Linked DNA regions of Mus musculus: region 1 is linked to region 2. Evidence: chromatin loops called from intact Hi-C (ENCODE). Cell type or tissue: left cerebral cortex. All regions are shown on one strand. Each heading gives the region's core, and the rest is flanking DNA. Links, peaks and the distances in the headings are about the cores only. Region 1 has its middle 16 kb from the start of Polr2i. Region 2 holds the start of Zfp566 (zinc finger protein 566).

Region 1 (12,622 bases), core at 3,532-7,531, 130 kb before region 2:
TGGGCGGTGGTGGCGCAGGCCTTTAATCCCAGCACTTGGGAGGCAGAGGCAGGCGGATTTCTGAGTTTGAGACCAGCCTGGTCTACAGAGTGAGTTCCAGGACAGCCAGGGCTACACAGAGAAACCCTGTCTCAACGAAAAAAAAGAAAAAAGAGTTGCCTTGGTCATGGTGTCTGTTCACAGCAGTAATACTCTAGAGACAACAAGGCTAGCATCAGACTCACAGAAATAGCTCTATGCTTCTGTTTCCCAAGTGTTAGGGCTAAAGACATGGTGCAAACACACCCTGAAGGTTCTTTTCTTTTCCTTTTAAAGGCTCACAAACTCCTCAGCGCTGTTATAGTGATCTCTGCATGTCAGCAGCCAGTCTCCATATCTGTAAATCTTGGGGCACTCCCATCTTCTCCCAGCCCCATATCATATACTCCAGCCCCTAGAAAGGCGAGAAGGGGCGGGGAGTAGCCTTTACCTTTAAGGAAGAGCCACAGAGCCAGGCATGGTGGTTCACTGCTGTCCTAGCATTCAGGAGGTGGAAGCAGGAGGTTAGCTATGGTGATTTCTATGAGCCGGGCAGTGTTGGCGCACACCTTTGATCCCAGCACTTGGGAGGCAGAGGCAGGTGGATTTCTGAGTTCGAGGTCAGCCTGGTCTACAAAGTGAGTTCCAGGACAGCCAGGACTATACAGAGAATCCCTGTCTCAAAGAAGAAAAGAAAAAGAAAAAAACAATCCTGGGGAGAGGGGATGAAGAGCAAAAGGCACAACTCAAAACTTGTTTCTAACTCATTAGTCAAAATGTTATCCCATGGCCACATGGAAAAGCTAAAGGGAGAGTTAGCCCTTAGCTGTCAACAGAGCTGTACCAGAGAAGTAGAGGGAGGGAGGAGGATGCTGGGGAGAAGGAATAAATATTGCTTGAGGATACAGGACGTACAGGGATGCAGCTTCCAGGACTATAGACATCACAGAGGAGGAGCTGTCTGGATAGTTCCCCACAATGGTCTCTGAAATGTTGGTGCATCCATATTCTGCCTTCTGACCCAGAATATCTGATGGACATTTGTCTGGAGCAGGAATTATGAAGGGCTAGCCTACCTTGTCCTTGTAAAACAGCCAACTTCCCTGCGTCCATGTTTGTCCATTTTGGACATTCTGTCTGCAGTTGAAGCAGGGCAGTTTTTGCCCGGTGGCAGCTTGCCACCTTTGAATCAGACTTCAAAGGAGATTTTTCAATGCTCATCATTTGCTTTGAAGTAAAAATGGGGGTGCTGTGAGGAGCAGACCTGACTCGTTTTCCAAAAAAGGCTTAAATTGATAAAAGGCATATTTTAAAGATTTATTTACTTATGTGAGTACACTGTAGCTGTCTTCAGACACTCCAGAAGAAGGCATCAGATCCCATTACAGATGGTTGTGAGCCACCATGTGGTTGCTGGGAATTGAACTCAGGCTTCTGGAAGAAGTCAGTGCTCTTAACCACTGAGCCATCTCTCTAGCCCTGATATAAAAGCATCTTTAACGTTATATTCTATAAGTGTCTTAGGTTTTTTGAGACTATCTACTTATCTAGTACGTCTGAATAAGCAAGCTTTCTTTTTTAGCTATTTACTATCTGTTTAGCTGAAAAAGCATATTTTGTGATAGACTAGTACCTAACATGATCAGGAGCTGTCCTGGAAGTCACTTTGTAGACCAGGCTGGCCTCAAACTCAGAAATCTGCCTGCCTCTGCCTCCCAAGTGCTGGGATTAAAGGCGTGTGCCACCACCAGCTTAATTTGCATTCTTAATTTCCCTGAATACTTTATAATAATAGCTTTAAAAGGGACTAGAACTTTCCATTACATTATTAAGAACCATCTATGTACAATACCTCAAGTAAGAGTTGAACGCATATATACAGAGTGTGTTATAACAAACATAACCTTAACATGTATCAATATACAAAAATCTGTACCAATGTAAGATTATTGGCTATAAAATTTTGACATGAATAGATTCAGGCTGGAGAGATGGCTCAGCAGTTAAGAGCACTGGCTGCTCTTCCAGAGCTCCTGAGTTCAAATCCCAGCAACCACATGGTGACTTACAACCATCTGTAATGGGATCCGATGCCCTCTTCTGTGTGTCTGAAGACAGCTACAGTGTACTCATGTACATAAAATTAAAAAAAAAAGAATAGATTCAGTAATCTACCCATATCTCTATTATTCATACAATATCCCTATACTCCCCCTTTTTCTTCCTATAAAAGAAAAAAAGGATAGAGGAAAGGAAAGAGTGTAACCCCTGAGTGTAACCCCCGATCAAGACCATTGTAACTAACCCCTTTACAATAAATAACAAGCATCCTTCAGCCAAGAGAACCCCCGAAACCTACCCACCCAACCTCCAACAAGATCTGGTGGCACCAGCCTGCCCTCATTCCTCTCTCTTACTAAAGTAAAGGAGCGCTTGGAATATTGCTTAGTTGTAAGAGTATTCGCCTAACATGTGGTTCCATCCCAAGCAGAGAAAAATAAGTAAATAAAGTATCCACTGGAGCAGATACGTACCATTGTATAGCCTGGCCGAGAACATTGTGTCCTAGGGTGTGTGATGCCTGCGCAGCCCGTGTGTTCTGCGGACTGTGAGTCACGGGGGCATGGACCTGCCCGTTAAATAATAATCCTCGTTAGCTCTGTGAAGGGATTCTTGGTAGAACGACTCTTTGGAAAGTGGTGTAATTGTTGTAATTGCTTAATTATAACTTCTGAAGGAGGAGGAGGAAGCAGTAACATTGAGAGCAGCTACAGTAAGTTACAGGAACGGAGGAAAGTGCCGGGGAGCTTGGGCACACAGCTGGTGTTAACCACAAAGTAGATGGGCTCACTGTGATAGGACACTCAACCCGTGGAAACTCACCAACCCCAAACACAGTCAGGAGACACCGCATGCAGAAACTGCCCGCAGATTTGCACATACTGAGTGCCATCAAACATTACAAGAAATACATCCATAGAACATGCTGCCGCTCCCACCCCAGCCCGCTGCCTGCTGCCCACTGCCCGCTGCCCTCAACCCAACAAGCGAGAGGATTGCCCCAACTTTCCCACCAGCTTATTTGTCAGCTTTCTATTGTGACAAATACCTGAGTTAATTTTTTCCTTTGTGTGTGTTGGTGTGTGTTCATGTATGTTGGCATATTTGCATGTGTGAACACGCATGGGTATGTGTGTATCTGTGTATATAGGCATGCTTGTGGAGATCTGAAGTTAACGTTAGGAATTGCTCTGTTACTTCCCCACCCCCACCCCACCCCCACCCCAGCTCCGTCATGCAGGCAGGCGTCTCAATCAAATCCAGAGCTCACTGATCTGCCTAGTGTTGCTGGGAAGCTTGCCCTGGAGACCTCTCTCCTTCCTGATGTTCAGTGGGCATGCAAATTCCACTCGGCAAGCACTTTAACCCTCAGCCCTACCTGAGACACGCACAGAGGGAAGGAGGCTGGGCGCAGCTCAGTGAGGCAGAGCTGCTGAGCGGTCATGAGGTCCTAGACCTGACACATCACAAGTAGGGCAGAAGTGGAAAGGCTCACGGTCGCAGGGATTTCCACCTGTGATTATGTGACCTTCTTACTCTTACTATCTCAGCCTGTGGTGATACAATACCGCACCAAAGGGCCTGTGGCAACGCTGCACCTCTCACAGTAGCCCGGGAAGCCGAGAAACAGGCTAGGATCCTATCATCCCCTGCAAGCATGCACCATCACACCCTCTTGTCCTTCATCTAGTTTCCAGTTAGAGGTTCCACTGTGTCTTAGTCAGGGTTTCGATTCCTGCACCAAGAAGCAAGTTGGGGAGGAAAGGGTTTATTCAGTTTACACTTCCATGTTGCTGTTGATCACCAAAGGAAGTCAGGACTGGAACTCAAGCAGGTCAGGAAGCAGGAGCTGATGCAGAAGCCACGGAGGGATGTTCTTTACTGGCTTGCTTCCCCTGGCTTGCTCAGCCTGCTCTCTTATAGAACCAAGACTACCAGCCCAGGGATGGCACCACCCACAAGGGGCCTTTCCCCCTTGATCACTAATTGAGAAAATGCCTTACAGTTGGATCTCATGGAGGCATTTCCTCAACTGAAGCTCCTTTCTCTGTGATAACTCCAGCCTGTGTCAAGTTAACACACAAAACCAGCCAGTACACACCGTCTGTCATAACAACACAGACAAACTGTGAGCCTTTGGGGGGACACTTAGGGTCCAGACTGTAACACATGCCAACCTCCATTCAGCAAGAGAACTCATCTGGGAGCACCGAGGGCCTGACCGACCTCAGAGTGCACGTGCATACGATGAAGAAGAGGACCACGTTTTGCCCATTGGTGCACTGACCACTCAAAATCACAGTATGGGCTCCAGGTAAGTCACAGCCACTGCACACAAGATCTACCAAACATCAGCACAAACTTTCCAGGACTTTCAAAAGCCTCCCATTAGAGCTGTGGAGATGGTTCAGTGGTTAAGAGATTAAGCGCACTGACTATACTTCTGAAGGACATAGGTTCGATTCCCAGTGCACACACACACATTTGTAACTCCAGTTCCTAGGGCTCTAGCACCCTCTTCTAGTATCGGTGGGTGTTACCTGCATGAGCTTGCTACACAGACATAAATGAAGCAAAACTATTAACATACATTAATCTCAAAAAAAAAGAAAAAAATCTAAAGATGAATAAAAATAAACAAAGGCTCCCAGTTATCAAGTGGTAAACTGACAATGGAAAAGATACTTCGTGCGTGAGAACGGCACTGCTGGGGGTGCAATGCAGGCCCTCACGTACATGAAGCTCACCGTCACCCACTGAGCCACCGCCCTATCCTCTCATGATGGATTCTGGTCATGCAGTCACCACAGCGCCACACTCCCAGCATCAGACTGGCGATCCTCTTATTTATGTGTTTACTTAGCTTTATTTGTTTGTTGTTTGTTTTGACAACGCTGAGTATTGAACCCAGGACCTTGAGCATTCAAGGCAAACATCCTACCACTGAGACAAAACTTTAGACCTTCTTGGGTTTTTTGTTGAAAATTTTAAAAAGTGTTTTCATTATTTTTATTGGTGTGTTTGTGTGTGTTTCTGTATGCAAGTGTATGCACATGAGTGCAGGCCCTCTTGAAGGCTACAAATATCCAATCCCCTGTCCCTAGGCTATAGGCAGTGGTTAGCTGCCCATTGTGCACACTGGCAACCAAACCCATCAGTGCTCTTGGCTGCTGAGACATCTCTCCAGCTCCTACTTTTGTTTGTTTGGTTTTTTCGTTGTTGTTGTTTTTAAGACAGGGTTACTCCATGTAGTCCAGGCTGTCCTGGAACTCACTCTGTGGGCCAGGCTGGCCTCACACTCTGAGCTCCACCTGTCTCTGCCTCCTTTGTGTATGTGCCACTACCGTCTGGCTCTACTCCTACTTTTTATTATTCTATGAGTTCTATATGAATTAGCTTATTATTTTAAGAATGCCAAGGCAGATCTTAAACTCCTAATTTTCTTGCCTTACCCTCTGACCAAGCTTTGCAAATACTGACCTATGTTACTGATTCCAGCTTTTTTGGGATCTGGGGGTATAGAATAGACCACTCTGTTTCATGCAACCCTCAGAGCGGCGCCTTCTTTTCTCCCATCACTCTTTCATTCCCTAACGCTCTCATAGGTTTGTCTACTCTTTCCAGAAAAGATTCCCACAGCTCTCCAGGTCACCACCTGGCTGTCCTCCCTTTTCCCTCATCTCAATGACCCTCGCCTGGACCGTAACCGCACAGCGTCCACCAGGGGGCAGCAGCGTGTCGTTCAGCCGTTGAGCCCACGCCCCCCCCCCCTCCCTCGCAGTACAACGCTGCCGGCAAATTAAAAGGACTTCATTTCCCAGAAAGCATCGCGACATCTCAGCTTCTTCCTTCTTATCTGTCCCCCCAAGTGGAGGTAGTCGTCATCCCAGGTCCTTCCCACCCCCTACTCCTTCCATACCGGGAATTGTGCAGAGGGATATTTTGTCAGGCCACTGGGAGGATGGTAGTTCTGGGCAAAAATCCTGCCACTGTGTATCCCAGGTTAACCAGTGTGGAATATTGTGACTATAGGCCTGTACCATCAAGCCATGCCTGATTCGGTTTCATTAATTGTCATCATATGAGCGTCTTGCTTCGTTTATTACACATCTCCTGTTGTCTTGGTTAATGAAGTCGTTTACTTGGTTTTTTTGGAGACAGGGTCTTGCTATGTAGCTGTCTGTGTCTGACCTGCCACTAACTATACAGCCAGTGCTGATCCAACTTCAGCCTCCCAAAAACTGGGATTACAGGCATGCGAAACCACGCCTGCCTCTCTTGGGCAGGGTTAACTTCTCATCCAGAAATGTTTTGGTGTGGTTCTTTAAAAGAGAGGGGTTTCTATTAAATCTTTCAAGAAGTTGCATAATTTTAAAGTATTATTTAGTATTCGGTCAGTATCCGTTGATTTATACAAATCAAAATCTAAGGCCCCTCTCTCCATCCAGATAGCTTTCAAGTATTCTGCAATAGTCTGCTTCCTGGCACATTCTGAGATTTCCCACAGTCTTACTTAGCCAGTTGTATCTCTTGATGCCTTTCAATATGTTCTTTTTAAAAACGTTTCTTTCTTATTCATTTCTTTTGTGTGTGCTCCTGAGTGAGTCTATAGAGGTCAAAGGATCGAAGGACAACTGGCAGGAGTCAGTTCTCTCCTTCCACTCTGAGTGCCAGGAATTATAATGAGCTCACGTGGTCAAGTTGGCAGTAAGTGACCTTGCCACTGAGCCATCACACCAGCCCTGAGATGTCCTTCAATTTCCAATTAATCTTATGTAAATAGATAGATTGAAAGGCTGTAGCAGTATTCAATTGGGGGGGTGTGAATAATGGTATTTTGGAGTAAGTACTATTTTATGAGTAGTATTGAATTCTTTTTTTTTTTTTTTTTAAAGACAGGGTTCCTCTGTGTAGCCCTGGCTGTCCTGGAACTCACTCTGTAGACCAGGCTGGCCTCAAACTCAGAAATCTGCCGGCCTCTGCCTCCCAAGTGCTGGGATTAAAGGCGTGCGCCACCACTGCCTGGCCTGTAGTGTTGAATTCTTTTTTTTTTTTTAAAGATTTATTTATTTATTATATGTAAGTACACTGTAGCTGTCTTCAGACGCTCCAGAAGAGGGCGCCAGATCTCGTTACGGATGGTTGTGAGCCACCATGTGGTTGCTGGGATTTGAACTCCAGACCTTCGGAAGAGCAGTCGAGTGCTCTTACCCACTGAGCCATCTCACCAGCCCGTAGTGTTGAATTCTTACAGAATCAAATTCTACAACTTGCCTCCTTGTCGCTTCTTGGGAGACAAGTTCTCCTTCCATAGTTCAGGCAAGTGCTGAAGTTACAGACTTTTGTAACTTCAGGTTTTGTAACTTTGTTTCTTTAAGGTACAGAGGTACCACCCCTGACTTTGGTTGTCTTTATGATGTTAGGATCCCATACTGGTTGGGCCTGGAGAGATAGCAGAATGGTAAAGAGCTCTGGCTACTCTTCCAGAGGATCTGAGATTCAGTACCCAGTACCCGCATGGCAGCTCACATTATTTCTAGTAACAGAGGATCTAATGTCCTCATCTGGCCTTCAAGGAGCCCTGCTCAAACATAATACAAAGACATACATGCAGGCAAAACAACCATACACATAAAATTTAAAACAGTTTATTACTTTAATCCCAGCACTTGGAAGGCAGAGGCAGGCAGATTTCTGAGTTTGAGACCAGTCTGGTCTACAGAGTGAGTTCCAGGACAGCCAGTGCTACACAGAGAAACCCTGTCTCAAAACAAAACAACAACAAAAAACCCAGTTTATAAAAAGATCTGAATTTGGTGGCCTATGCCTGCAATCTCAGTTCTTGGGAGGCTGAGGCAGGACAATTGTAGTAAGTCTGCCAGTCCATCTGAGGTACATATGGAGAATTGTCTTTTTTTTTTTTTTTTCTTCTCCTTCTGGCCTTGCTCGCTCTGGCCCAATGATTTATTTACTTACTATATGTAAGTACACTCTAGTTGTCTTCAGACTCACTAGAAGATGGCATCAGATCTCATTATGGATGGTTGTGAGCCACCATGTGGTTGCAAGGATTTGAACTCAGGACCTCTGGAAGAGCAGTCAGTGCTCTTAACTGCTGAGCCATCTCTCCAGCCCCTGAAACTTGACTTTAAAAGGAGAGTGAATTATGCATGAGGTCCCTGGGTTTGAACTTCATCAGAAAAGGAGACAAGGGGACAGACAGACGGAGAGAAAATACAAACCTGGCTGGTGAGAACGCTCAGTGGTTAACAGGGCTTGCTGCCAAGCATAAGGACCTGAGTTCGATCCTAGTGACCCATATAAAGGTAGAAGGAAAAAAACTGACTCCATAAGGTCTTCTGACTTTCATATGTGCATGCCTGTAGCCATCTGACGGCCACGGAAAAACTGGTTTTACCTGAAAGGAGGGCTGGAAATGAAAAAGGGTAAGGGCAAGGGGTGTGTGTGAGAGAAGAAGGAAGCCAAGTCTGTGTTCTTATCAAGGCACAAAGATTCATGTTCAGCACTGCGTTTATCAGGGGAACATCCACAGATGCACCCTTTGTTTCAGCCAGAGTGAGTTGCAAAGCAAGGTCAGCACAACAGCCCAATCTTCCAAGATCCCATGGGAACCGGCAGGTACCCAAAGCAGACAGCCCGTCCAGGCTGATAAGGTCTGTAGTGGCAAGCACTCAAGGTCTGTCCAGCCTGCTCAAGGCTAGAAAACTCTTCAGCCTGTTCAAGGCTGGGAAAGGCCTACTCAAAGCTGGGAAGGCCACAATTCCCCCCTTTTTACTCTTTAAAGATGAGCAGTGCCAGTTGTTGGATTTACTTATTTTCCATAATCCCATCTAGGGTATAGAGTGGCCAGGTGACCGTGCCTGTCTGAGGTCGGTGTCCATATTGCTCCTTCTTACCCGTCATGGCGAACAACATAGCATTGATGTATGTCTCTGTCTTAGGTCGATAGGCGCTCAAGAGCACACTTACCTGTCTCTGACTGCCAGCTTTCTCTAGCACACTCTTTCCCATTCAGACCAAAGCTACAAAGGACATATGAATATGCACTCAATGCATTTCTTCATAGCGATGAATAACTGCTATGGTGAATAGCTGAGCTTGCTGAAAGCGATCCTGTGTGAAGGCAACCAATCTGTTTAAGATACAAGGTCCAAAATTTAAAAGCAACAAAATCATAATTAATGGTCCAAGCAGTGTAGAAATTAAAGTTGTAAGCCATGGGGAAGTGGAGAAGCAGGATTCAAACCATCCCTGATTCTGTTCTTTTTCTCTTTACATTTTGACCAGTCCTTCTCAAACGTTTGCTATAGGGTCCTTTACTATTCCTGAATGATCGATGTAAAAGAGACATTCTTCGTGGAGGGCTGCACACAGTCCTCCTTGTTGAAGGAATAAAAGATCAAGTCCTCTCGTGTTTTGAAGGACGACCTCAGACAAGGATGTTAGAGATTCTTGCAAATAAGAAACAGAAGTTTCTATCCTTTCTATATCCGTGTCTATTGCCGTTCTAAGGAGCTTGTACTTTTTTTTCCTTGAAAAACCAGGGCAGAAGCACCAGTAGCTGCTCCTGCCACATTGAGGCCCATCAGTACTGAAATAGATAAAGTTGTAGCAAGTTCTCTCTTGGGACTAGAGAAGCCTCCATCCCAATGATCCAAGAGCTCAGAGCTCATCATAAAAATGATAAATGAGCCTAGGAATAAGTTGAGCCGACACACAAAAATCTTTGGAACTATCAAATACTTGTGTATGAATGCAGGGGGTAAGACCTGTGCAACAAACCCTCCATTCCTCTTTAGGAGGAATACGATAAGATAAGGAGGTGAAAACTGTGAGCACTTGATTGCATAAACTCTGTCTTTTACCTTTATAAATTTTCCCTATGCAGGTACCCAATGCAGAAACTTCAGGTAGAAGATCTCCATGCCAAGATCCAGGTCAGAAACTTTGTCTTCAAGCCTCAAGATCTGGATCACAGGTTTCTCTGGGGGGCTCCTGCATGACCATGTCACACATATTTTGTGGCTTCCAGAGGGCTGGTAGAGACCGGAATCTGTTCTTCCTCCAGAGCGCTCTCCAGTCCAGACTGGTGAGAATAACTGCACAAGAGCATAGGAGGAGCTGGACACACCAGAAGCCTCCTCTAGGAGGGAGATGTTCCAGTCATGCTGAGCAAGAGACCTCGCCTATGCCAGATTTCTGATTCCATCGACAATCAAAAGAGCTATTAGAACAAGAAGCATTGCTAGATAATAAAGCAATACCTTCATAGTAAAGAGGTATGCTATATCACAGAAAAGCCAACAAGAGCAAGAGATATTAGGATAAGTATCATTAAGCACGAAACATGCCCACCACCAATTCTGCAAGGGGAATAGCAAATATGGGAAAGGTAGTGGTGGCAACTGTAGGACTGTAGCCGCCAGCGGCCATGGGTTACTAGGTTCCTGAAAGCAAAGACAGAGTTTAGATGGGAAAGGCTCAAGAAAAATAATGAGCCAAGACAAAGTTCTGATCAAGGCCAATGTTTACTTATGAGTCTGAGCTTATAAAGGGGGGAAGGGGGTACCCATCCCCCACAAGTCCAGGAAATATCAGGAAAATAGGTTCAGCCTCTCAGCAGGTAGTGGCTTGGAGGAAACTGCAGGTGTGGCAGGACAATAGACTTCACCTAGGTTGGAAGACTCCACCCTGGGTGGGCTAGCAACTGTGGCAAATCAGGTCTGAGCAGCCTGCTCAAGGCTGGGAGAAGGGCACAATTCCTCCCTTTTTATTTATTAAAAATTAGCTGAGCCGGGCAGTGGTGGCACACGCCTTTAATCCCCAGCACTTGGGAGATAGAGGCAGGTGGATTTCTGAGTTCGAGGCCAGCCTGGTCTACAAAGTGAGTTCCAGGACAGCCAGGGCTTTTTTGTATGTTTGGGATTTTGTTTGTTTGTTTGGTTGGTTGGTTTTTGTTTTTTGAGACAGGGTTTCTCTGTATAGAGAAATTAGCTAGACTGGGGCATAAAATTTACTTATGCTCCATGGTCTTGCCTGGGAATTATGGTGGCTGGCGGCTGCGCCTGGCTTGGGTCTGAATGTCTATACTCTTTCTGACCCGTCCTGGAGAGTACGTGCAGCTTGTTTGTGTTTATTTGCACAAACACGGCATTTTAGTGTTTATTATGAACAAACACAGCCTTTGGCACATGCCTCTGTCTTAGGTTGACAAGAGTCATAGAATCATCAGTGGCCCGTCTTTGGCTGTTAGCCCTCATTGCACACCTTTTTCTCATTCTGACCATAGCCACAATATGCACTCAATGCATCTCTTCATAGTGATGAATTACTGCCATCTGCCCTTTGCTGAAAGAGAGCCTGTATGGAGGTAACCAATCTGCTTGAAATACCAAGTCAAAAGTTAAAAGCAACAGGATTAAAGTCGTCTGTGGGGATGTCCCAGGCACTCAATTCAGCTGCAAATTAGCAAGGATCAGGCCCAAGTCTGGCTTCCCAGAGTGGGAGAGGTGGCTTTGAGAATCATCAGAAAAACTGTTACTTCTTCCCCGGACCTGCAGGGATAATCAGCAGGGAACCTAGGGCAGGAGGGGGCGGGGTTGGGGGAGACAAGAAACATGAAGAATGAGAGCAAGTCAATTAGACTGATCAAGCTCTGAAAAACTTTATTCAGGAGTGGTAATTTAAGCGAGAAAAGATGAGGCTCCAAGGGAGGGAGGAAGAGCCCAGGATCTCTCTGAAGGTCAGGTGGCAATCTTCAGTTCCTGGAACGAATGGTCACAGTATCCTCTTTTCCCACAAACATTCTTACTTTTATGACCATGAATGTTCTCTCAGGATTGTTTATGTAAGCTAGAAAATATCCACAAGGCCATGGCTGAGGCATGGCTCCCAGCAACTTCTCATGTAAATAGTGGAGGCTATGCTCCAAGTTAACTCAGCTGGCTAATAAAGATTTTTTTAGCTATCTTCATAATAGGAATCTCAAATATTGGGTTTATTTCTAGGCCAGTCCCTGATTGAATCAGAATAATTGGTCACATTAAAGGAAAGAAAAGAGTCATTATAACTCCTCCTCTTGATTAAAATTTCCAAGTCAGTTTCCACAGTTTCTATGTTCTCTGTCCCACAAGGTTAAAAAGCTTGAAGCAAGGCAGCTTAGCTTGTCTACTCTGGGACAAAGGCAAGCAAAAAGCAAAGGTGGGTCAAGAACATATACCCTGTACAGCTTTCCTGTCACCACTGTCAGGGCACTCAGCAAGCTCACAGTTCAGCATGTCACACCAATCACTCTGGCAGCTGGCATGCTCCTGCAGCATTCTGTGGAAAAACACAAACATGTCCTCTTCCCCATAGTAAATACCTGATCAGGATCATGTCATATGTCAATAAGTGGATCCTTCCATCTCACCTAGGCATGAGTATAAGGCACTCAGCAAGGAGTTCTTTGGCATCCAAATTATTAAAAAAAAAATTAAATAAAAAGTGTGATTTAAATAATGTGTACAGAGATATAATTCCC
Region 2 (12,622 bases), core at 4,984-8,983:
GTTCAGCCTGTGCGTGTGCGCATGAGAGAGAGAGAGAGAGAGAGAGAGAGAAGCCAGGAGTGTTTTTTTTTTTTTTTTTTTTTTTTTTTTTGTTTTTTTTTTTGGTTTTTCGAGACAGGGTTTCTCTGTGTAGCCCTGGCTATCCTGGAACTCACTCTGTAGACCAGGCTGGCCTCAAACTCATAAATGCCCTCTTCTGGTGTGTCTGAAGATAGCAACAGTGTACTCATATGCATGAAATAAATAAATAAATCTTTAAAAAAAAAGAATAATTGATTTCCAGGGTATAGTAATGAAAGGGCAGGCTTACTCTCTTACTTGGAGATGTACAAGCTATAGCTGTGCTGTGCTGTGCTGTGCTGTGAATTACGGATCAGATAATACAGAGGGGAAACGGGTGGAGGCCACCTTCAAGAAGGAGCTATCAGTAATCAGTATGACACTAATGGACATAACAAGTTTGATGCTCTCAGCTGAGCGTGGTTGCACACACTCTGAGTTCAAGGCCAGCCTGGTCTATATATTAAGTTTCCAGACAGCCAGGGCAACCTAGAGAAACCTAGCAGTAGAAGTCCTTAGAGATGAAAAAAATCCCACAGTCCTAGGCACATCGCTATCAGAAGGGTAACGAAAGCAAGCTGGGGGTGGAGAGATGCCTGCTAGTAAAGGCACTGGGTCCTGAATCGAGGTCCCAGCACCTATGTAACAAGTCACACACGCTGCCATACAGCTTCATGGAGGAGAGGGCAGTGGATCCCTGACACTCATGGACTCAGGGGGTTCCACATTCAGTGAGAGACCCTGCCTGCCACAAACAGTAAGGTAGAGAGTCATGGAGGAAGGCACCTGACCTCCACCTCTGCCCTATGACTCCCAAGTGCATACTCATGCACACACGCATGTGTGCACTCACAAGTGCTCTGCCATAAGACTCCCAAGTGCATACTCATGCACACACGCATGTGTGCACTCACAAGTGCTCTGCCCTATGACTCCCATGTGCATACTCATGCACACACGCATGTGTGCACTCACAAGTGCTCTGCCCTATGACTCCCATGTGCATACTCATGCACACATGCATGTGTGCACTCACGAGTGCTTATGCATATACCCACATGAACATGTAGACACACACACACTAAAAGAAGTTGTATCTTCCTTGTTAATTTGAAATTTTTTCTTACTTATCAAAATTGTTGACCCTTTAATAATATCTCACTTTATTGCAATTGTTAAGGGGCTGGAGAGATGGCTCAGCAGTTAGGAGCACTGCTGCTTGCTCTTCCAGAAGACTGGAGTTTGGTTCCCAGCAGCCACACTGGACTGCTCTCAAGGAGATCTAATGCCCTCTTCTGGCTTCCAAGGGCATTCATAAACATGCCCACAACCTTCGAGCATTCACATACACATAAATAACTCTTGATTAGAATTTATTAAAAAAAGGGCTGGTGAGATGGCTCAGTGGGTTAGAGCACCCGACTGCTCTTCCGAAGGTCCAGAGTTCAAATCCCAGCAACCACATGGTGGCTCACAACCATCCGTAACAAGATCTGACTCCCTCTTCTGGAGTGTCTGAAGACAGCTACAGTGTACTTACATATAATAAATAAATAAATCTTTAAAAAAAAAAAAAAAAAAAAAAGAATTTATTAAAAAAAAATTTTTTTTTGGATTTTTTTTTCAAGACAGGGTTTCTCTGTGTAGTCCTGGCTGTCCAGGAACTCACTCTGTAAACCAGGCTGGCTTCGAACTCAGAAATTCGCCTGCCTCTGCCTCCCAAGTGCTGGGATTAAAGGTGTGTGCCACCATGCCCGGCTTAAAAATAAATTCTTTAATGGAAAAAAAAAAAAAGAAAATAAAGAAAAGAAAAAAGAAAAGAAAAACATGTTTTAAAAAGATGTGTGACAAGCTAGGCAAGGTGGCGCACACCTTTAATCCCAGCACTCAGGAGGCAGACGCAGTTGGAACATCCTAGTTTGGAGCAGCTTAATCTATAGAGCGAATTCCAAAACAGTTAGGGCCACACTGAGACTACCCTGACTCAGAAGGAAGGAAGGAAGGAAGGAAGGAAGGAAGGAAGGAAGGAAGGAAGGAAGGAAGGAGGGAGAAATGAAAGCAAAACGATGATGAGCCAGCTATAACAGCGCATGCCTTTAGTCCCAGCACTTGGGAAGCCTATCTCGAGAGTTCCAGGACAAGCAGGACTATGAACGCAGACCATTTTTTGTTGTTTGTCATGTTTTAAAGACTGACCAAAAACTACTCAGAAGAAAATCTGTATGTTAACAAAAGCTACTTGGTATGGATAAATCTGGACAAATTAGGAGTCTTAATTTGGAGCTGAAGGGATTGCTCAGTGGATAAGAACACTGGCTGTTCTTCCAAAGGACTCTAGTTCAACTCCCTGTACCCACATGCCAGCTCACAACTGTCTATAATTCCAGTTCCAGGGGATCCAATGTCTTCTTTTGGCCTCTGCAGGTTCCACGTACACATATATTCAGGCAACACACACACACACACACACACACACACACGAGCCCTGTCCTTTGACAAATCAGAGTGCTAAATTAAATAGCTTTCTTGACCTCTCTGTGCTAAAGGGGGGACAATTAATTACCTTACTGATTCAATCCCATCTGCAGCAGTGAAAAGTACATTCTAAGGGCTAGTCCGTAAATTTGGGACTACTCAAAACTAGCTCATCTGGTTTTTCCAAGTAGCAAGTTAATGCCTACAGATGTGTAGGCATCCAATAACGAGTTATTGGAAATCTTTGTTACAAAGAATATTTTTCAAAGGAACGTTGGTTTCATTTTTTTACTGTAGACTTGTTTTGATTTTTAAAAACCAGGTTTAAAACTACTCACTCAATTATCTTTTTCCCTTTCCTGTTTTCCAGAAGAAAAAAAAACACCTCGTTTTTATTTTTAAAATAAATGCGACATGTATTAGAAAACCACCCCTGTATTTTTACAAACTTGAAACCAGTTTCTCGCTCACTCGAAACAAACCAAAACACACCCTTACACGTATGCTCACCCCGCCCGCAAACCCACCCCGGTTTCTGATCTCCCCAGCCCCCATCCACCCAAGTTCTCAGCTCCACCATCACAGTAGGCGTTTTCGCCCCTTCAGGCATCCTCGCCCGGGCAGGTGGGTAAACCCTCCCCCACAGCTCCTTTGCCTTTACTCAGTCTGGGAAAATCCCGGTCCTACAGACCCCGAAATCAAACTCACCCAGACAAAGGCGACGATGGCGAGCCACGAAGCCTGCGCCTGCGCACTCCTTCAGTGAGCTAGCACTCCCAGAGGTCTCTGCCCACCAGGGCTCTGAACTAGAGGATCTTTTTCCATTCTAGTCTCTCTCTTTCGCTCTCTTTTTAACTGTGAACTACATTTCCCAGAAGTCTCAGGGGTTCTAGTTAATTTCCCCTCCACTCTCCCGAGAACTTTTCCCAGTGGATAAGTAGTAAAAGGTTGGAACTCAGATACTACCACTTTTACACTGTGTTACCGCAAAGGACAATGGTGTGCCAAGGTGTGTAATGAGTGCAGCTTAAACTCACAGAATAGGCTTTTCCTTGCCTCCAGGGCGAGATTCCCAGTAAGGCGCAATCCTCTGGGTTTTACGGGAGAGGACGCCATCTTGGCCACCGTGGCGCACTGCTGAACTACATTTCCCAGAAGGCATCTCAGGCTGATAGTTGGCAGCTCTGCAGAGAGTTGTATCAGACTCTGGTGTTAAGGAAGCGATTGCTACAGTATCACAAACTGAAGCCAGGCTGGAATTGAGACTGATAATTGGGTTCAGACTAAACAATCAGGAAAATGAACTATTGTGAAATTGTAATTTTTGTAGCCGTATGTCCTAGGGTTGTGACAGTGTGTAACAATGTGGAAAGCAGTATGCAGGTGAGTTGTGGGGTCCTGTGGGAGGTTTGTTAATGCGTTACCTGAGTGTTAGGTCCCAAAACTGGGGCAAATGGCTGAGATGCCTGTTAACATATCAAAGCAGCTGATGGCCTGGTGAAGGTGTTACAGCTCTAAAGGGAAAGCTATCCTACAGTTGGGAGCCAAGGAATACCACAAAGTCACACCCTACAGCAAACCTCGGGAGAGATGTATTAGGAAAGCCTCAAGAAGTTGGGTGCCTTTGCTTGGGAGAGAATCAACAAAGAACAGAACAGGAGGCAGGCATTATATAGGGTTTGGGGGGAAAGGAGGCGGGGCTTCCAGGGCGGCCTGGGATTCTTCCCCCCGCCCCCGCCCTTTTTTCCTCTATAGAGTGGATCTTGTCTGTATCTCAAGGGGCTGGAAACAGCCTTCTCAGTGGTAGAACAGTCTAGAAGGCTGGCCCTGAATACTCTTGCACATCAAGGGACTGGGCCAGGCCATTAGATTAGTATAGAGGTGGGGCCTGGCTACCTGTGCTTGTCCTGGGCTACCCTGCCTCCTACCCTGAAATCTCCCACCAGAGTTGGGCTGTCCCTTCCCCAGCTTCTCTTCCCTATATAATCTAGCCCGTTTGACCTCTTGTCCACCATGCTTGGTTTTCTGCTCTCCTGACCTCTAGGCTTCTGCCTCTCTCCTTATCAAACAGCCCAGTGTGAAACCAAAAAGGTGCCACCGTGAACTGTGAGCTAAATTCTTGATCCTGGAATATATGACTGTCCTTATGGCTTACCAATATGTCTTACCAGATACCTTCCCAGGTACCCTTTTACATGATACATTCCCACACCCACCCCACACACAGCCTTGAGCCCAGCCCCCCCTTCTGTCCAGATTTTTAACAGCCAGTTATAGCTACAGCTTTATTTATTTATTTATTTATTTATTTAATTGTATGTGAGTACATTGTTGCTCTCTTCAGACATACCGGAAGAGGACATCAGATCCCATTACAGATGGTTGTGAGTTGCTGGGAATTGAATTCAGGAATTCTGGAAGAGCAGTCGGTGCTCTTAACTGCTAAGCCATCTCTCCAGCTCTCTACACCTATTTTCTATCAACCCTAACCCTTCCCCATAAAAGGGACTCCAAGAGCCAATAAGAAGCAGCTCTCTGAAACCCTGACTTCAGGAGAGGCAGCCTACTTGCGGGCTTAGATTTTTTTTTTTTTCAAAACCTACTTTATTTAGGGTTCTTAAACACTTCAACTTCCCTTCTAATCCACCGACCAGAAGCAAGGGAGAAAGGTTAATAGGAAAAGGGAGTCACAGACCCATTTAGAAGTAGTTTCTCGGGGCAATCCCACTCTTCCTTGTCAGGATTCCAGCAGTCCAGGCCAATAGCAAACACCAAAAATGAATCAGTAGTGGCGGCAAGATCCAGCAGAAACTGCAACTGGCCCAAATCAGAGGGAGCAGCCAGGAGCAGCCGGAATACCACGAGAAGTTCTTTGGTGCATTTCTCTCGACAAAGTGAAGACCAGCGAAGCTTTGTACGGAATAGGAATGCAAGAGCATCCTCTCACTGTTTGTGGGGTTCCATTTATGTTCTTTCTAAACATTATGTGCCTTCTGAAGAGTCTGGTTTCAGCAAAACATCACGTGCCCTCTCATAAGGGAGCTTCCGGAAAAACATCACCTGGCACAATTGAGTCGTCAGAGAAACCAGAAAGTCCCACCTCACAGCAAACACTTTACCAACTCAGCTACCTCTCTGGCAGTCTTTTACAATTTTGTTTTGTATTTATTTCTTTGAGACGAGCTCAAATAGCCAAGCCTGGCCTCAAAGCCCTGCATAGCCTTGAACTCCTGATGCCCCTTATACGTTTAGGAATTATAGTTGTGTCTTACTTTTTTTTTACTTTTTTTTTTTTTCCAGACAGGGTTTCTCTGTAGCCCTGGCTGTCCTGGAACTCACTCTGTAGACCATGCTGGCCTCAAACTCAGAAATCTGCCTGCCTCTGCCTCCCAAGTGCTGGGATTAAAGGCATGTGCCACCACTGCCTGGCTCATTATTAGTATTCTAATTTTAGGAGTCCAGTGATTCCAATCAGAATGGTCTTCTAAAACTTATGAACTGTATTGAGATAATATTAGCAATATAAAGGTTTGCAATTAACAGGCAAAAATATCTTTGGTATATAGATAATTTGTAGAATGTACATAGCCTAACATGGCCTTAAATTCCCTATGTAGCCCAAGCTGGCCTCAAGTTTCTTCTGGTCCACTTACCCCGTAGCCCAGTGCAGGGTTCCAGACATCATTATGCCAACCCAAGCTCTTTGTTGATAAGATTGTCTAAACTTGAGGTCAGAACAGAATATTGAATCTAGAAACATGAATGAATTCACGGAGCATTGGTAATTTATTGTGGCAGTATCCCAGGTCAGTGGGAAAATCGTGGATGACTGAAAAAACAGTATCAGGATAATATAATAGTGTGGGAAATTAATAGGTGGCTGATGTCATCATTGGTTTAGGAATTACAATGTCTCTGCAGAAAACAGAGAGAGACAGAGAGGCAGAGACAGAGAGAGAGACAGACAGAGAGAGAGACAGAGACACACTGAGCCTGGTATGGGCTTTTGAAACCTCAAAGCCCACCCTCCAATAATAACACACCTCCTCTAACATGGCCATATCCCCTAACCCATCCCAGGCAGTTCCATAAACTAATGACTAAGCATTCAAATGTATGAGCCTATGAGCCAGCTCATTCAAATCTCCGCACCCAGCAATCCCAAACTTCACTTCCCTCTAACATGCCTGGTTAGTATACCCGTTATCATTGGGGTAGTCTACCGGCAGCTCTCCCTCAGCTCCATTCTATTCTGGGTAACTTCATATCCTTATAAGATCTTCATGTCTTTATAGTATCTATTTCGTTAGGACTGTGGCAGCTTTGCAATTAACAGAGAAGTGAGGTAAGCCGTGTTGTCCCTATTTTCTGAAGAGAAAATCTTGATTTATACAGAGATGTAGTCTTTTAACTTCAATGTCGTTTTAAAAGATTTAATGTGAGTGCTCTGCTGCATATACATCTGTAGGCCAGAAGAGGGCATCATATCCTCTTATAGATGATTGTGAGCCACTATGTGGTGGCTGGGTATTGAACTCAGGTCCTCTGGAAGAGAAGCCAGTGCTCTTAATCGCTGAGTCATCTCTCTAGCCCCAACTTTAATGTCTTTTTCAGACCGACTGACTTGTTATCTCCTGGACTAGGTATATTTATTGGTTATGGAAATCACTTCAAAGGAAGATGCTTTCTCCAAGTGTTCCACTGTAGTTTTTAATGTAACTACCTCTCAGTAGCCAGGGATGACCCTGATCCTCCTGCTCCTCCTGCGGGCTAGCATTAGAAGCATGTGGGAATCCAAGGTGTGGTCCTGGTATCCACCCTTTCAACCTACAGGACCTGCTAATGAGTACCAAGCCAAATGCATGTCCAGAACAAGTCACACATCTGCGGAGGAGATCTGTTCCTGCACACTTCTGGGGCGGGGGGAAACTCGGCCGCTAGAGGTGGCCAAGCAAAGGCTTAGCTCTCTGAGAAATTGAGATAACTTTCCCCCTTCAATATATTTTTTTTCGTATTGCACTGAATTATATTACTAGAAGTCTCAGCCGCATGATTATGCTTACTATGCAAATCACACTCCGCCCCCTACCAGTTCTCCGCCCCTTTCCTGATGCAGTCTATCCTCTACAGATAATACCAAAAGTCCGGGAAATCAACAGATTCCTAACTTTTTTGAATGATTTTAAATGCAGTAGTGGAAGCTGATATAGGGTTCCATGTATCCTGAGGATGCGTTTCTATTTGGGGTGTCCTCCGCTCGTCCACCACACTGAGGGACCGTTAGAAGCCCCGCCCATCGGGAGCCATCTTGTCTGCCGCGTTCCCTCGGACTGACTACATTTCCCAGAGGGCTCCCTGGCTTCTCGCGGGAAGATCACGCGCCTGGCGTGACTTCAGAGCTTTGCTGGCAAGAGGGGAGGTGCACTGAAGGATTGCAGGGCTTTGGCAGCTTGCAAGGAAGGCCTTTGGTGCGGAACCCGGGAGGAGGCGGGGCGAACGCCGAGGCTGGGCTTTGTGCGGCAGAGGAGTCGGAATTGTGCGGCTAATTTGTGAACAGTGATCGCGGCGCTAAGGGGCTGGACTGGTGATGAGCATCAGTTTCTGCTAACACCGTGGCGGCCACCACCCCTTGGTGAGTGGGAGGGAGCGAGCTGGGGACACGTGCGGCATTGTGTGTGGATGTGGAGAGCTGCTGACTGGGTGAGTGTTCTGTCTCTGTAGGGGCGTGCGACTGTGTGATGTTGTGACCACGTGCAGCACAGTGCAGGCGCAGATACCTGTGGATTCTGTGTGGTAAAAGTGAAGTTGTGCTTAAGTTACTTTTTGAGCCCCTAGTAGGTAGTCCTGTCTTCTCGTAGGTAGGTTTCCGATAGCCGAGTGTCTCTGTTGTGGGTCTGTGTGTGGGTTGTGAGTGTGAAGTTTTGAATGTGTATCTTGCGTGCATTCTTCTTTAGCCTTTGCTCATTTTAGAGGTTCATTTGTGAGCTATCATGCTTTTCTTTGTCTTTTACTTTGTTTATTTGGACAGCTGTGTAGGACTTCCCCGTGTTAAGTGGGATAGCGGCTTAACTGAGTCTTTGTGCTGTTTGATATTTCAGGATCTGAAGCATTTATACATCTCGACTATTAAGGGTAGCCATATGAGTATTTCCAACTGTTTTTAATGTTTACTTTTAAAAATTCACTTTACATCCTAATCTCAGCCACCCTCCTTCCTCGCTTCCCAGTCCTACCCTTACAAATCCCTCCCTCCATCTCCCCCTTACCTTGTCCTCTGGGCAGGAGAGTCCCTCTGGGTACCACCCCTCCCTGGGGCACCTAGTCCCAGCAGGTCTAGGAAGCACAATCAGGCAGTCGAAGTAGGGGGTGATCCAATGACAGGGAACAGAGATGGAGACAACCCCCGCTCCACTTCTTAGGGGGACCCACATAAACACCAAGCTCACACTTGCTACAAACGTGTAGGCGTGGGGTGGGGAGTGTGCTTAGGTCCAGCTCTTCCATGCTCCCTGGTTGGTGACCCAGGCTCTGTGAACCTCCATGCTCCCAGGTCAGTTGACTCTGGGTCTTCTTGTGGTATCCTTGACCCCTCTGGCTTGCTCACTTCTATCCCATACTCTTCCACAAGACTCCCCAAGCTCCACCTGATGAGTGTGGCTCTCTGCATCTGCCTCCATCCACTGCTGGGTGAAGTCTCTCAGGAGACAGTTATGCTAGGCTGCTGTCTGCAAGCACAAGAGTATCATTAGTAGAGTTAATTAGTTTCTCTCACATGGGATGGGTCTCAAGTTGGGGCAGTCATTGGATGACTGTTCCCTCAGTCTCTGCTCCATATTTATCCCTGCACTTTCTATAAACAAGACAAATTTTGTGTTGAAGATTTTTGGAGTGGATTGATGTCCCGTCCCCCTGCCTCTGGAAGTCTTGCCTGGGTACAGGAGGTGGCCCCATCAGTCTCTATAATTCTCCTCTAGTAGGAGTCTCAGCTAAAGTCACCCCATAGGCTCCCTGTAGCCTCTTCCTTCCCAAGGCTCTAGCTAGTCACCAGAGATGCCCCCCCTCCCACCGCTGGTTTCCATTCTCCCAGCCCTCTCTCGCCCTCCCTACTTGATCGCCATCCCTGTTCCGATCCTCACCCCCTCTCCTACCCATTTTCCTCTCTCCATACATCTCTGATGATTATTTAGTTTCCCCTTCTGAGTGGGATTCTCAAACCCTCCCTTGGACCTCCTTATTACCCAGTTTCTTCTGGTCTGTGGATCATAGCTTAGTTATCCTGCACTTTATGGCTAATGTCCACTTATCAGTGAGTACATACGGTGCATGTCTTTCTGACTCTGGGTCACCTCACTCAGGATGATGTTCTCAAGTTCCATCCATTATCTGCAAAATTCATCTGAAGTATATGGCACTTATTCATCTCATCAAATAGTAGACATTTGAGTATTTCTAACTTTTAATCTTATAAACATTCTGCCATGTCTGTTTTAATTTTTTTCTTTTGAGACAAAGTCTCACTGAATAGCCCTGGATGGCCTGGGACTTAGTCTGTATTCCAACCTGGACTTGAACTCACAGATCCACCTGCCTCTGGCTCCAGAGTGTTGGGATTAAAGGCGTGCGCCTCCACAGCAGATGTGTTATAATTACCTTTACAGTAGGATGCAGGAGCTTCAGTTCCCACACCCTCTTCTAACCCCAAAAAAGGTTTAAAATGTGATTTAAAATAAAAGATTTAATTTTAAACTATGTATGGTTGTGCAGGTCTTTGACCCCAGCACTCTGGAGTCAGAAGCAGGTAGATCTCTGTGAGTTCAATACCAGCTTGGTCAACAGAGTGAACGCCAGGACAGTCAGAGCTATGTAGAGAGACCTTTTCTCACAAAACCAGAGAGAGAGAAGCAGAGAGGTGGGAGGGAGACGTGAGTCAGTCTGTGAAGGCCTGGGTGGTCTAAGCCTCCGGCAGTGCTGTTGTCTCAGTCTCGGGAGTGCTGAGATTCAGACACTTGTATCATGATCTACCCTATACAAGAATTGTATTGTTGTGCCAGGAAGTGGTCATGAACCCCAAAAGGCCATCAGGGTCTCTTTATTACAAGCTTAGACTTGGACTCTCCTCCCTCCCAGCCTTGTCACAACAGAATCCTTGAGCCCTCAGCAGGACAAGTTTTTATAGGAAAATAGGAGCAGGGGAGGGAGGGAGGGAGGGAGGGAGGGAGGGAGGGAGGGAGGGAGGGAGGGGGTGTCCAGTCTGGCAAACATCTAATAGAAAGGCTATTAAGCCGACAGGTGGGTGCCCTGAAGCAAGACTGTAGATAATCACAAACAAGCTGAAAGTACACCCAAAATAACCAGACTAATCTTTGATTAACTGTTGCTAGGAAGTAGCTAGGGAGTAACTCTGGGGTATGGGCAAGGACAAGCCCTGGGGTCCTTCCTGGTATGTGGGTGCAGCTTGGGTTCTGCTGCAGGTCAAGTTCTCAGGCTTTTTTTTTTTCTCTTTAAGATGGAGGCTGGTTCCAAGGTGGAGTAGGTTTGGCCTCTCAGTATATCTTCATGTGTGTGCTTATGTGCCCAAGAGCCATATTGCCCAAACCCCTCCTGTCCCATTCCAGAGCCTGGCTCTCTGAAGTTAGGGATGTTGAGATATCTGTCTGTTCTTCCCACTTTAGACCCCTCAAAGTGTGGGGTGAGTACTTGGGGAATGACTGCTGTGTGTACTGAGTCAAGTGGGGTCTCACTGTTCTTTGTCTCCCCCAGTTCTCCCCCGTTCCAGAAGAGCAGCACAGAGGACCTGTCACCATCAAAGCCATGGCTCAGGTGAGGCATAGGTTTTTTGTATTCGAATACAATCATTTTGTGTCTAGTACAGATACATGTCTGCTTTCTTCAACTTGGTGCTTTTTTTGGTGTTGAACAAGGAACCTTCCATTTCGGTATAAATAGACTCTCACCTTGCTCTAAAGCCATGGTAGCTCAGTCATGATAGGGTCCTTGTGATGGGCAAAGGGCTACCTGTTAAGGCAGTGGTTTTCCATCTTCCTAATGCTGTGACCCTTTAATACAGCTCCCTGTAGGGATAACCACGTGTGCACTGTGTGGAAGCGTTGCCCAGCAGTGAAAAGCTGATGTGCTGTTAGCAAGAGGGAGGGAGTAAAAGGGGGGAGTTTCAGGAGAGCGATTGAAACGCTGAGTCAGAGCTGGAGGTTTGCCCCGGGATCTGAGGATGTTGGATGCAAGCATAGATTAGTTTAAGTGGGTTGTGTAAGTTACAAGCTAGTCAGAGAACGAGCCCAAGCTCATGGCCTAGGCCCTTACTCATAAATAAGTCTCCGAGTTGTCATCGGGGAGCTGGGATGTGGGTAGAAAAGCCCGTGGTTACAGTTGCTCATGCTGTGGCGATCTCCAACCACAAAATTATTTTTATTGCTACCTTATAACTATAGTTTTACAACAGTTATGAATCATAAACGTATGTGTGGTTTTTGATCTAAGGTGACCCCTGTGAAAGGGTTGTTACAACCTCAAACGGGTTGTGATCCACAGGTTGAGAACTGCTGCTCTAAAGGAAAGAGTCTCTAGTAGACAAACTGAAAAAGCTTTGGGGGCAGGAGTGATGGTCCAGCTGTTAGGTCCAACTAGGATCACAACCAAAGAGTGGTGGCACACACCTGTAATCCCAGCACTCAGGAGGCAGAGGCAGGAAGATCTCTGTGAGTTCAAGGCCAGCCTGGTCTGCAGAGTGAGTTCCAGAGCTACCCAGTGAGATCCTGTTTCAATCTAACAACAAGGAAAAGAAGAAGAAAAAATAAGTGTGATACTTTTGCTCAGTTTCAGTATTTTTTTTTTAAATATCCTATCAGTTTGATAACAATAAAAAGACCCCCAAAATGGAAAACTGAGGGCAGGGACATGGGGATCCCTGCTCATGGCACCAAACCTGGCTGCAGGGTCCCCCGGTTTTGCTGTTGCTACGAGGTTGGGGGCAGCGATTGTCCTGTGGGAGCCACGGTCGTCTGAGTCAGGACCCTCACTTCTTCTCGGGTGTGCTCAGCTTCAGCATGCCCGGATCTTGTCCAGCAGGCCA

What was found. A loop is a pair of places that touch in the nucleus more often than their neighbours do. Peaks named below come from ENCODE experiments on the same cell type or tissue, not always from the same donor. Only the 100,000 strongest peaks of a DNase experiment are listed, where the experiment ranks them.
Region 1: it touches region 2 in a loop (2.2-fold over the local background); 1 of 42 quality-filtered maps calls a loop at or near these places.

The regions. Positions count from the first base shown.
Region 1 is chr7:30,210,200-30,222,821 of GRCm38, reverse strand. No RefSeq gene overlaps it. Among named protein-coding and RNA genes, the nearest start is that of Polr2i, 16 kb to the left of the region's middle. In left cerebral cortex, for the core only: CTCF peaks have their summits at 5,779 (motif pointing right) and 7,188 (motif pointing right); a DNase peak (open chromatin) is centred at 5,895; H3K4me3 peaks cover 442 bases; H3K27ac peaks cover 503 bases.
Region 2 is chr7:30,085,833-30,098,454 of GRCm38, reverse strand. It overlaps Zfp566 (zinc finger protein 566), which reads left to right and starts at 7,945. Exons shown (of 4, transcript NM_152814.2): 1 at 7,945-8,167; 2 at 11,296-11,355. The coding sequence starts at 11,347. Zfp260 (zinc finger protein 260) reads right to left here and starts at 3,379. Exons shown (of 3, transcript NM_011981.4): 1 at 3,244-3,379. In left cerebral cortex, for the core only: a CTCF peak has its summit at 6,994 (motif pointing right); DNase peaks (open chromatin) are centred at 7,108, 7,423 and 7,940; H3K4me3 peaks cover 1,633 bases; H3K27ac peaks cover 1,121 bases.